Linked DNA regions of Mus musculus: region 1 is linked to region 2. The links are chromatin loops, found by intact Hi-C in ENCODE. Cell type or tissue: heart. All regions are shown on one strand. Links, peaks and the distances in the headings refer to the core of each region. The heading gives the core; the rest is flanking DNA.

Region 1 (5,322 bases), core at 774-4,773, 140 kb before region 2:
GCAGCTAGAGTTACAGCCAGTTGTGAACTGTCATGTGAGTGCTGGGTCTTTTGAGAGTGACCTGTGTCCTGAGCCCCTCATTTTGGCTTTTTTTTAAAGACAGCCCCAAACTGTGGCAGATGACCTTGAACTCCTTATCTTTTCAGTAGTGAGACAAGATCCCAATTGAGTACTACCATACCAGGTTTTTTTATTGGCTGGTTGGTTAGTCTTTGAGACCATCTTGATGGAATCTGTGCTGATTGAGAACTTTCCATTCTCCTGCCTCAGCCTCTTTAGTGCTAGAATCCCAAGTGTGTACTACCAACCCTAGTCATAATAGCATTTTACCCCAGGCTTCCCCGGGAACTATGGGGAAAACTCTGGTAATGTGGGAACTGGGTCAAGTCTAAGTTCAGGCTGCACAGCTGCTGCAGACATTGTTGATTGTGTCCTTCACACCCGCAGCATGCCTGAGCCTACCCACTTGCCTAGCATTGTAACATGCCACTCTGTTGGCTGATCCCCAGCCTTGGATAGTTGGGATGGCTTTCTGCCTTTCTCAGCTTAGGACTGTAGTTTCAGGAAAAAAAGGTTCCATTCATTCTGAAGAGGAATTGTGCTGAAAAAGAATGCTGTCATAGGGTTTGCACTTATTATCTCATTTGAGTTCTGATAAAGTGTTTTTGGACTACTTACTGTGTGTGTGAAAAATTGAAACCCATGAATCTTCTTGGTTTTTATTATTATTTATTTATTTATTTTTGGTTCTGGGCTAGGGCCTTTTGATGCCACTGAACCATATCACCAGCTCTATATGTGTGTCTGTTTGGAATGTTGTTCAGAAACTTCTCGTGGCTGGAGATGTAGTTCATGTAGAGTGACATAGTATAATTTTACAGGAAAGGACTGAGAGTCTGGCTCAGGGGTGGAGTTCCTGCCTAGAATTTCCCAGTGAGGGGCTGGGGTGTGTGGCTCAGGGATGGGGTCCCTTTCAGAACCATTTGAGACTCTCAAGTCAGATGTTCTAGAAGCTGTTAAGCAATAGCTCTTTCCCTTGCTATAACCAGATATATGTAACCTGAAGTGACAACCCACTTTGTGCTCCTGAAGGTTAAACCTGTTATCCCAACGTTACCACTGGGATATGGAGTTTCAGTTAAATTGTCTCTCACGCTTAAGAGCTACAAGATATGAAGTGCTGTCTTCTGCCTCCCACCACCCAGCCTGAACAAATAAGCCCTCTTTTTATCCCTTCTTTACAACACTGACAAACACACAGGTCAAGTTGTCCACAAGTGATCATGCTGGGATGCTGCAGAGCGGAGGACTGTGTTGTACTGGGTCTACCTGATTATAGTGTCGCACATACAGCCACAAGCATATGCTGTGTGCAAATAAAAAACAAAAGAGTTACCATGACAAACATTCAGTCTATCTACTCCTATCCTTACCCAGATAGCCTTATGAAAGTATACCACCAACAGAGAACTGAAGAGTTCAACTCATCACCTAGGACCCTCTGACTTTTCAGATGATGGCTGCCTGTAGGTCACTGAGCAGCTCAGAAGGGCAGTGCCTCTGGGCTGGCAGCAGTGTTCACTCCAAAGGGCCTTCAGGTTCTCTAGGCCTCACGCTGAGCAAGGCCCATCTCGAAGGATACAAGAGTCGCCAAGACAGCACCAACAGCAAGACCATGTGGAAGAAGCCATGGTATGTGAGGAGCAGGGTCCAGGGCCAATCATCCAGGGTGTAGCCATTCTGTAGCATCTGACTGGACAGGCACAGTACAGCCCTGCCACTTCGCAGCATCCCATGGATGCTCTGAGCTAATGGGCATTTCCTAGATGGAAGACATAAGCAAATCCTTAGCCTTCATTGTCTTCCTGGCTTCGAGAACAAAATGTGCCCGTGGTTACAGTCCTGCCATGTGTATGCTGTGGTTTATGGTAGCTTCTCTGGTGGGGTGCATAGCTTCTCAGGGGGGAGGCTCTGGATTGCTTGGTCCTGCCCCAGCAGGGAAGCTTCTGTTTGCTTTACTCTAAGTTTCTTTTCTTTCTTTTTTTTTTTTTTTTTTTTTTTGGATTTTCGAGACAGGGTTTCTCTGTGTAGCCCTGGCTGTCCTGGCACTCACTTTGTAGACCAGTCTGGCCTCGAACTCAGAAATCCGCCTGCCTCTGCCTCCCGAGTGCTGGGATTAAAGGCGTGCGCCACCACACCCTGCCCATTTTGATCCTTTAATGATTGTAACATACAGACTTGTAAGCTAGCTTCACCCACCCATGGTCGTCCATGCTCAGAGGCACCTGGAGCATAGCCCTCTAGGGAAATGTCTGTGGTGCATGAGGTTTCTTTGTGCATTATTACCTTAGTGTCTTAATAGCTAATTTTTTTTTAAATTATTATTTTTTTTTTATCTACACAAGTGTTTTGCCTGTATGTATGTGTGCATGCAGTGTCCATGGAGACCAGAAGAGGGTGCATGATCCCCTGGAACTGGAATTACGAATGTTTGTGAGCCACCATGTGGGTGTTGGGAATGGAACCTGGGTCCTCTGTAGAAGCAGCCATGCAAGGGCCACTCTGTGACAACCAGGCATTTTCCTTTCATGTATGAAGTATCTGAAGGTACCTTACATTTTCCTGTTTGATGAGAGATGTGTACCATATGTCTCAAGCAGAGCCATGCTTTAAAATACAAGGCTAGTGGTGGCAGCACACTCCTTTAACCCTGGCACTGGGGAGGCAGAGGCAGGAGAATCTATGTAAGTTCGAGGCCAGCCTGGTCTAGAGAGTTCCAGGACAACCAGGGCTACATAGAGAACCCCTGCCTTAAAAACGAACAACAACAAACAGAATGTATGGGTAAAACACTCATTTGCATGTGAGTGAGTAAATCACTATGGAGTGTCTAATGGGTGAGAAGGTTCAGCAGATACAGCACCTTCTGGGACCCACATGCCAGCTCCACAAGTTATCCTCTGACCCGGGAGGCATGGCCAACTGTCTGGGCTCATTGGTTAGGTTTGGTTTTCTTGCTGGGATGGCAGGCCAATATTGCCATATCCAGCTTAGAAAGGTGTTTGAACCCAGTCTGAGACTCATTTAGAAAACCAAGAGTTGGTGTGCCCCAGGAACCCTGAAGAGTAAGGACAGGGAAGGCTTGTTTGGTCCCTTTTGCCTAGGGTGACTATTGTACAGGTAGATGGAGGCTTCCACTCCAGCCCTCAAACCTCAGAGCTCTTTGAGCCTGGGGTGGGTGCTAGCAAGGCCTAGATGGACTGTGCTGGCCTCCAGCCTAAGTCAGACGCCTTTCCTCCCCTCCCTCCCTTCATCTTATGTAGCCCACATGGCCAACTTTGCTACTTGAAATTATTGCAGAATTTGAATCTTGTTTCCCATAGGTGACAGACATGCACAGCCACGCAGTTTTTCCTTCTTTCCTTTCTTGGGGCTTCATGCATGGTTTTGGTGACTTTTCCTGCGGTGGTAATGACCAAATGTCTATTCACCCCCGAAAAAACACCAGTCATAGACCAAAGAAAAGATTTCATTCAATCTAGTGGGGAGAACCTGCAAGGTTCTTGGATGCATGGAGGAGTGTGAGACTCAACGAATAGGCTCCCCGTGCAGTCTGCAAACTGCAGCCCTGGAGGTCCCTTCCCCTAGCTTACTTCTGCTGCCTTACAGTGCTGGGCGGGGCCTCCTCAGCTCAGAACTTTCTGGGCTTCTGAGTCTGGTAAATTGCTGGACCTTCTGCTTCTCCTATAAGGAGAATTTTAGTTCCCAAGTAATTGGTGCATAATAGCTGCAAAGCTAGTGTCCCCCAACTGAGCTGCACCCCAACACCAACGTTCTCCATTTCAGTTGTGTTCTGGGGAGGTCAAGGCTGCTGCTGGCCACTGCACTGGCTACTCTTAGGGAACACTCTTTGCCTCTGTATCCCAGCATACCTGAGACTTCCAGTAGGTCACTTTTTCAGAGTAAGGATTGTTGATTGTGGTAGTTCTCTCTGCCCCCACCCCCAATATGCAGCTTTTGGACAGTTGGCAGGCTCTAGCCTTGACTATTAGGATAGCAGTAACCTCAAAATAGCCCTAGCTGAGGAAAGGAGCTGCAAAGGGTGAGATAGCAGCCAGGAACAGGAAGAGTTTCCCACCTCTGGTGGCAAGAGACCTGAGTACCTTCTTACCCTGCCATAACAAAATGGCATACACTTCATGCCTCACAATAATGTGCACTTATTCTCTGTTAGTTCGGGAGTAAGAAGCCCACGATAGGGGTCCCAGCATCCAGGCTCCTGCCAGAGGCTGCAGTGGCGAATCTTTCTTCCTGTATAGGCTGACACACAACCACTCCATGGTATGATTAAAGGGAAGGTTTTTTTTTTTTTTTTTATTGTAGGTGTGTGTGTGAGAGAGAGACAGAGAAACAGGCAGACAGGCAGAGTGGTCTCAACAGGGCCATCAGATTGGACCGTGATGGGATAAAGAATTGGAGAGCTGGCTCAGCGGTTAAGAGCATTGGCTGCTCTTCCAAAGGACTCAGGTTTGATTTCCAGCATCTACACAGGAGCTCACAACTGTCTGTAACTCCAATGCTAGGGGAGCTGATTCTTCTGGCCTGCTTGGACACTGCATGCATATGGTTTACATGCATGCAAGCAAAACACCCACACATGTAAAATAAAACATTTTAAAAATACTGTGTAGCTGGGTGGTGGTGGTGCACACCTTTAATCCCAGCACTTGGGAGGCAGAGGCAAGCAGATTTCTTGCTCTCACTCTGTAGACCAGGCTGGCCTCGAACTCAGAAATCTGCCTGCCTCTGCCTCCCAAGTACTGAGATTAAAGGCGTGTGCCACCACTGCCTGACCTCCTTTTCCTTTTAAAAGATTTATTATATGTAAGTACATTGTAGCTGTCTTCAGACACACCAGAAAAGGGCAGAGGGCATCCAATCAGATTGCAGATGGTTGTGACCCACCATGTGGTTTCTGGGATTTGAACTCAGGACCTCCAGAAGAGCAGTCAGTGCTCTTAACTGCTGAGCCATCTCTCCAGCTCTCGCTCTGAGCCCTGCTCATTCCACAACACTGCTGATCTCTTAACACTAATTTCTTAGCTCCAGTAGTCCCTTCTATTTTTGACTAAAGCCAGAGTCACATGGCTGAAGCTGCCAAGTTCTGCTGCTTGCAGGAGCTGGAACATGGCTCCCTAGTTTTATTACATTATTACCAGCTTTGTTTTCCAACTCCTTCATTGCCTAAGCTTGGCAGTCCTGGATCTTTTTCTATAGATTGACCTTGAACTCAGAAATTTGCATGTGTTTCTCCTGAGCAAT
Region 2 (5,322 bases), core at 929-4,928:
AGGGTATCTGATCCTTTGGAGCTTGAGTCACAGACCATTGTGAGATACCTGGTACAGATCCTATGAACTGAACTGTGGTGTTCTTCAAGAGTGGTAAGCGCCCTTACCCTCAGGGCACTCCCTCCAGGCCTAGCCTGTAACTACTCATTAAGGACCTTTATAATCACTGGCACTTGCATGTGGCCTTTAGACCACACAGGCCTGACATTTCTGGGCTTTGGGGTCCCTTCTGTATAGCTGTTGCTCCTGTCAGCTGTAGGATATGCATTAGGGGTGGAGCCTGGCCTTCTGAAGTCACAGCTAGCCTCCAGTCGATGCCCACAACCCACACTTAGGTGCTAGCAATGTAAGCCAGGTCTTCTTGCCTAGTAAGACTATGCTTTACCTTTGGGCCATCCTGAGCTATAGTCAGTCGATGATAGCCTGATCATGGGTGTGGCATTGAGCTAAGTACCCCTGACAAGAAGGAAAGGTTGTGTGTCTGCCACCACTAATGAAAGCCTGCTTCCATCCACAGGTGAGATCTGGAACCATCTTTGATAACTTCCTGATCACAGATGATGAAGAATATGCAGAGAAGTTTGGCAAGGCCACCTGGGGAGAAACTAAGGTAGGTACAAACCCCAAACTCTTTTTTTTTTTTTTTTTTTTGAGGTAGGGATTCGATACATAGACCATGCTGACCTTGAACTCAGAGATTGGCCTTCCTCTGTCTCCAAGAGCTAGGATTAAGACATGCTTGTACACCCAGCTTTCTTTAAAAAAAAATCTGTAATTATGTGTCTGTGCACACGCGTGCAGTGCCGACAGAGGCCATTAGACTGCAGTCACAGCAGATGTGAGTTGCCTAAAGTGGGTGCTGGGAACTAAGCTCCTTGAGAGAAGCATTATGTCTAAGCCAGCCCTCTAGCCCTTGCTTTTTCTTGTTTCTTTCTAGAGGGAGGGGTCTTTGTATAGCTTCGGCTGCCGTGGAATTTACCACACAATGTATGGGACTTCATTCATATTCTTGCTTCCCAAGTATTGAGTTCACAGATGTATGCCAGCATACAGACAGGGGTATCTATAGTAGTTAGTTTCTATCTCTCTTTAAAAAAAAAGATTTATTTAATTTATTATATGTAAGTACACTAGTACATTTTAGCTGTCTTCAGACACCAGAAGAGGGAATCAGGTCTTGTTACAGATGGTTGTGAGCTACCATGTGATTGTTGGGATTTGAACTCAGGACCTCTGGAAGAGTAGTCAGAGCTCTTGACTACTGAGACATCTCTCCAGCTCCCAGTTTTTATCTCTTTAGAGATAAGGTCGTATGCATTCTCAGATTGGCCTTAACCTTGCTGTATGGTCAACAATGACCTTGGACTAATGACCTCTGGGCCTGCATGTCAGGTGGGCACCACCATGCCTGATTTTTCCTATGCTAGCTATTGAATCCAGTGCCAGGCAAGCATTATCAACTACAAGCACTCTACCAATAGAGCCACAAGCTCTCTATCAATTGAGCTATAAGCATTCTACCAATTGAGCTACAAGCACTATACCAACTGAACTACAAGCACTCTATTATATGAGTCCCAGCCCCAGCTCCAGTCTGTTTTATTTTTGTCCTTTCCTCCAGGGTCCAGAAAAGGAGATGGATGCCATACAGGCCAAGGAAGAAGTGAAAAAGGCCCGTGAAGAAGATGAGGAGGATCTGCTGATGGGGAAGTTTCACAGGCACAACCATTTCAGCAGATTCCACAGGCAGGGCGAACTATAGTCATCCTCACTCTGCATGCTGAGTGGCCCAGCTGCAACTCTAATAATACACATTTGAATGATCACATCTACATGGTCATTTGTCCAGTTTCTGAAAAACAATCCCCTGTTTGTGTTAGGGTCCCCCATTTCTTCTATAGACCCCTATGACCCCAGGGTCTGCAATAAGTTTCTGTTGACGGCATGTGGTGGCACACTCCTTTAATCTCAGGACTTGAGAGGCAGAAGCAGACAGATCTGGGATTTCCACATCAGCCTGGTCCATGTAGTGAGTTCTAGGACAGCCTGGGACACATAGTGAGACACTGTTTAAATTTTTTTCCCTGCATAGAACAGATCATTGAAAGCCAGAGACCTATAAGAATCTGGCCATAAACAATGTGCTTTTTTTTTTTTTTGAAACTCTTAAATATTTTCATGAATAAAAGATGATAAAATAATTTTTAAAAATATTTTGTTTTACTTTTAAAGATTTATTATTTACTTTTTGTAAAATGTGTGTGTGTATATCTCTGTTTGTATTGTACTACATGCAGTTGCCCATTGAAGCCAGAAGAGAGCATCAGATCCTCTGGAGCAGGGGTGGGGGTGGTGGTGGTGGGTGGGGTGGTGGTGTTGTTTGTTTGTCATGGGTGCTGGAAAATGAACTCGGGTCCTCTGGGAGAGCAGCCAGTGAGTGCTCTTTACCACTGAGCCATCTCTCCCCAGCCCCTCTATTTTTCTTTTAAATCATTTTAAAGATTTATTTATATGTATAAGTGTTTTGTCTATGTAGTGGTTTGAATGAAAATGGCACCCATAGGTTCATATATTTAAATGTTAGGGAGTGGCACTATTTGAAAGGATTAGTGGGTATGTGGCCTTGTTGGAGGAAGTGTGTCACTGGCGGTGGGCTTTGAGGTTTCAAAAGCCCACACCAGGCCCAGTGTCTCTCTGGATTAGATATAAGTGCTCAGCTACTGCTTTAGGAACATGCTTTTCCTGCTGGTTACCATGCATCCTGCCATCATGGTCATTGACTCTAAGTCTCTGGAACTGTAAACTCCCTCCACCCTCACCCCGATAAACTCTCTTATACATTGCCTTGGCTGTGGTGTCTTATAGCAACAGAAAAGACACCAAGTGCTAGGATGACAGGTATGTGCCATGATACATGGCTATATTTCCTTAATCCACCCCCCTCCCCTTTTTTTAAGATAATGTTTCACCATGTAGTTCTGGCTAGCTTATAGCTCCTTATGTAGACCAGGTTGCCTACAAACACATGAGATCTGACTCTGCCTCCTTGAGGGCTGAGATTAAAGGCATGTGTTACCACACCTAGCTGGAAAAGTTTTTAAAATTTTTATGGGCTAGAGAGATGAGTCTGTGATTAAGGGCACTTGCTGCTTTCTCAGAGGATCTCCGTTCAATTCTCAATACCTACATCAGGCACTGGACAACCACTGATGCCCTCTTCTGGCCTCTGCAGGTGTCTGCACTTATGTACACAAACACACATACACAGAGCTTTTAAAACAAAGATTTGTGTTATGTGTATGGTGAGGCAGCTGGTCACACAGCATCCATTGTCCTGGCCTCCAGCACATGGAACAAGTGTGTGTGTGTGTGTGGGGGGGTCTTCCTTCCTCAGCTTAGTCTAGAAATTCACAGTTGTAACCCAGAGCTTTGTCTCCTATATGATTCTAGATCCTGTGCAGCTGGCAATCAGGATCAGTCACAACTACCTCAAGAAATCAAACACAGTGGGACTGAGTGTGGCGGTATATGTGTACCATGTTTCCCAGCACCTGTGTAGTGGTTTGAATGAGGATGTCCTAAGGGGCAGCAAGATAGCTCAGTGGGTAAAGATGCTTGCGGCCAAGGCTAACAACCTGAGTCCTATCTCTGTGACTCATGGTGGAAGGGGCCATCCAACACACAAATCTTTTAAGATGTAAGTTAAAATGTAACTTAAAAAAAAAAAAAAAGACAAAGAAATACCAGAGTAGGGGCTGGTGAGATGGCTCAGTGGGTAAGAGCACCCGACTGCTCTTCTGAAGGTTCGGAGTTCAAATCCCAGCAACCACATGGTGGCTCACAACCATCCTTAACAAGATCTGACTCCCTCTTCTGGATTGTCTGAAGATAGCTACAGTGTACTTACATATAATAAATAAATGAATCTTTAAAAAAAAAAAAAAAAAGAAATACCAGAGTAGCTGAAGATATAGTTAGTTGGTTAAGGGTGCTTGTTGCTTTTCCAGAGGACCCTAGTTCTGTTCCCACTCATATCGGGGGTTGGGGGCTCATAAGTGCTTTTAACTCCAGCTCAATGGCATCTAATAAACTCTTCTCTCTTGGGCAGGCATTGGCACGAGCACAGCAGGCATATACACATAAAAAAACAACAAAAAACACCAGATGTCAGGCTACACCCACATCTGCAAGCAATCAGAACCCAAATCTGTTTAACAAGCATACTGAGTGGTACTAACACTGCATATGGCCCAAGTTAGACTTGAGCACCATGGTACTTTGTTGTGTGCCACTGTCTCCATTTCCCCGGGAAAAGTTCAGCAAACCCTAGGCATTAGTAGAGGCTACTAGAGTGGAGAAGTTAAGACGGTGCCTGGGTTTAGCCAAGCTCCGATTCACAGACCCAGACTGGAAAGTGCAGGGAGCTGGAGTGCAGCGGTCTGGAAGGGAGCCCTACCTATCCCTTGGGTTCCCTGCCTCACAGGAGCCTCCAAAGCCAGGGGCTCGGTTTGCCCACTCCAATCAGGAGATGCACACGAGGCCCTCCCCACCCCCACAGACCGACTAGCCCGCCCACTCTCGGCCCACTAAACTTACGAGGCTCCGAACCTTCTAGTCACGCTGTGCTTTAGGCTAGGCTCTCTAAATCACCCGGTACGGCCAACTCTGGTAAGGCTATGCGACAGAGCCTTCCCCATAAAGGCTCCGCCTCCAGCCAGAACTGCCCCGCCCTCTCCACTGTGATCGAGGCTCCGCCCTCTTACTGCAAAACTTCTCACGGGAGGACTTGGATTCCCTTCTGCGCACGTGTACTCTGGTCCTGTGGCCTGTCCTTGCGCTGGCTGTGCTGCGCGCGCATCGCATCCCTCCTTCGTACTAGTGCGCAGGCACGGCCCCGCCCCCGTTCCTTCGGCGCTCCGGAGGCCGAGTCCGCACGAAGATGGCGGCGCCGCTTGTACCCCTCTCGCAGCAGGTATGGTGCTGGGGTGCGCCGTGGGGCGGTGCGGACGGTGGTTGCCGCGAGAAAGATAAGTCGTCGCGGAAGCGCGGCTCCAGGGGACCGCGGAGGCGCGCGCTGAAGGCTCAGAGGCTGAGTGGCGGGGGCCGGGCGGTTCTGAAGGTGACAGGCCGGAGCGGCCCGCATACTCTTGCGCCGGGCGACCCCCGAGCGGCTGCGAAGAGGTGATGGGGCGCGGCCGCTGCGTATGTCTGCTCCGTCTGGGGCCTGGCCAGGTTAAGGGACGGGGGGGGGTTTGGGGGGTGGGCGCTGTTGTTCGAGCCGCGTCGCGCTTCGTCCCCGCGGAGGCGAGCGAGAGCGGTGGG

The links. Hi-C counts contacts between places; a loop is a spot of excess contacts. Peaks named below come from ENCODE experiments on the same cell type or tissue, not always from the same donor. Only the 100,000 strongest peaks of a DNase experiment are listed, where the experiment ranks them.
Region 1: a loop joins it to region 2, with 2.3 times the contacts of the local background. A loop is called at or near these places in 1 of 42 quality-filtered maps.

Annotation. Positions count from the first base shown.
Region 1 is chr8:72,561,273-72,566,594 of GRCm38, reverse strand. Smim7 (small integral membrane protein 7) reads left to right here. Exons shown (of 5, transcript NM_172396.3): 5 at 1-1,397. Among named protein-coding and RNA genes, the nearest start is that of Smim7, 7.1 kb to the left of the region's middle. In heart, for the core only: a CTCF peak has its summit at 2,444 (motif pointing right); no DNase peak of the experiment used is centred there.
Region 2 is chr8:72,421,055-72,426,376 of GRCm38, reverse strand. It overlaps Eps15l1 (epidermal growth factor receptor pathway substrate 15-like 1), which reads left to right and starts at 4,903. Exons shown (of 24, transcript NM_007944.3): 1 at 4,903-4,972. The coding sequence starts at 4,940. It overlaps Calr3 (calreticulin 3), which reads left to right. Exons shown (of 9, transcript NM_028500.3): 8 at 518-610; 9 at 1,622-2,194. The coding sequence ends at 1,762. Gm46043 (a long non-coding RNA gene) reads right to left here. Exons shown (of 3, transcript XR_001778581.2): 1 at 4,597-5,322. In heart, for the core only: a CTCF peak has its summit at 3,232 (motif pointing left); a DNase peak (open chromatin) is centred at 4,886; H3K4me3 peaks cover 949 bases; H3K27ac peaks cover 913 bases.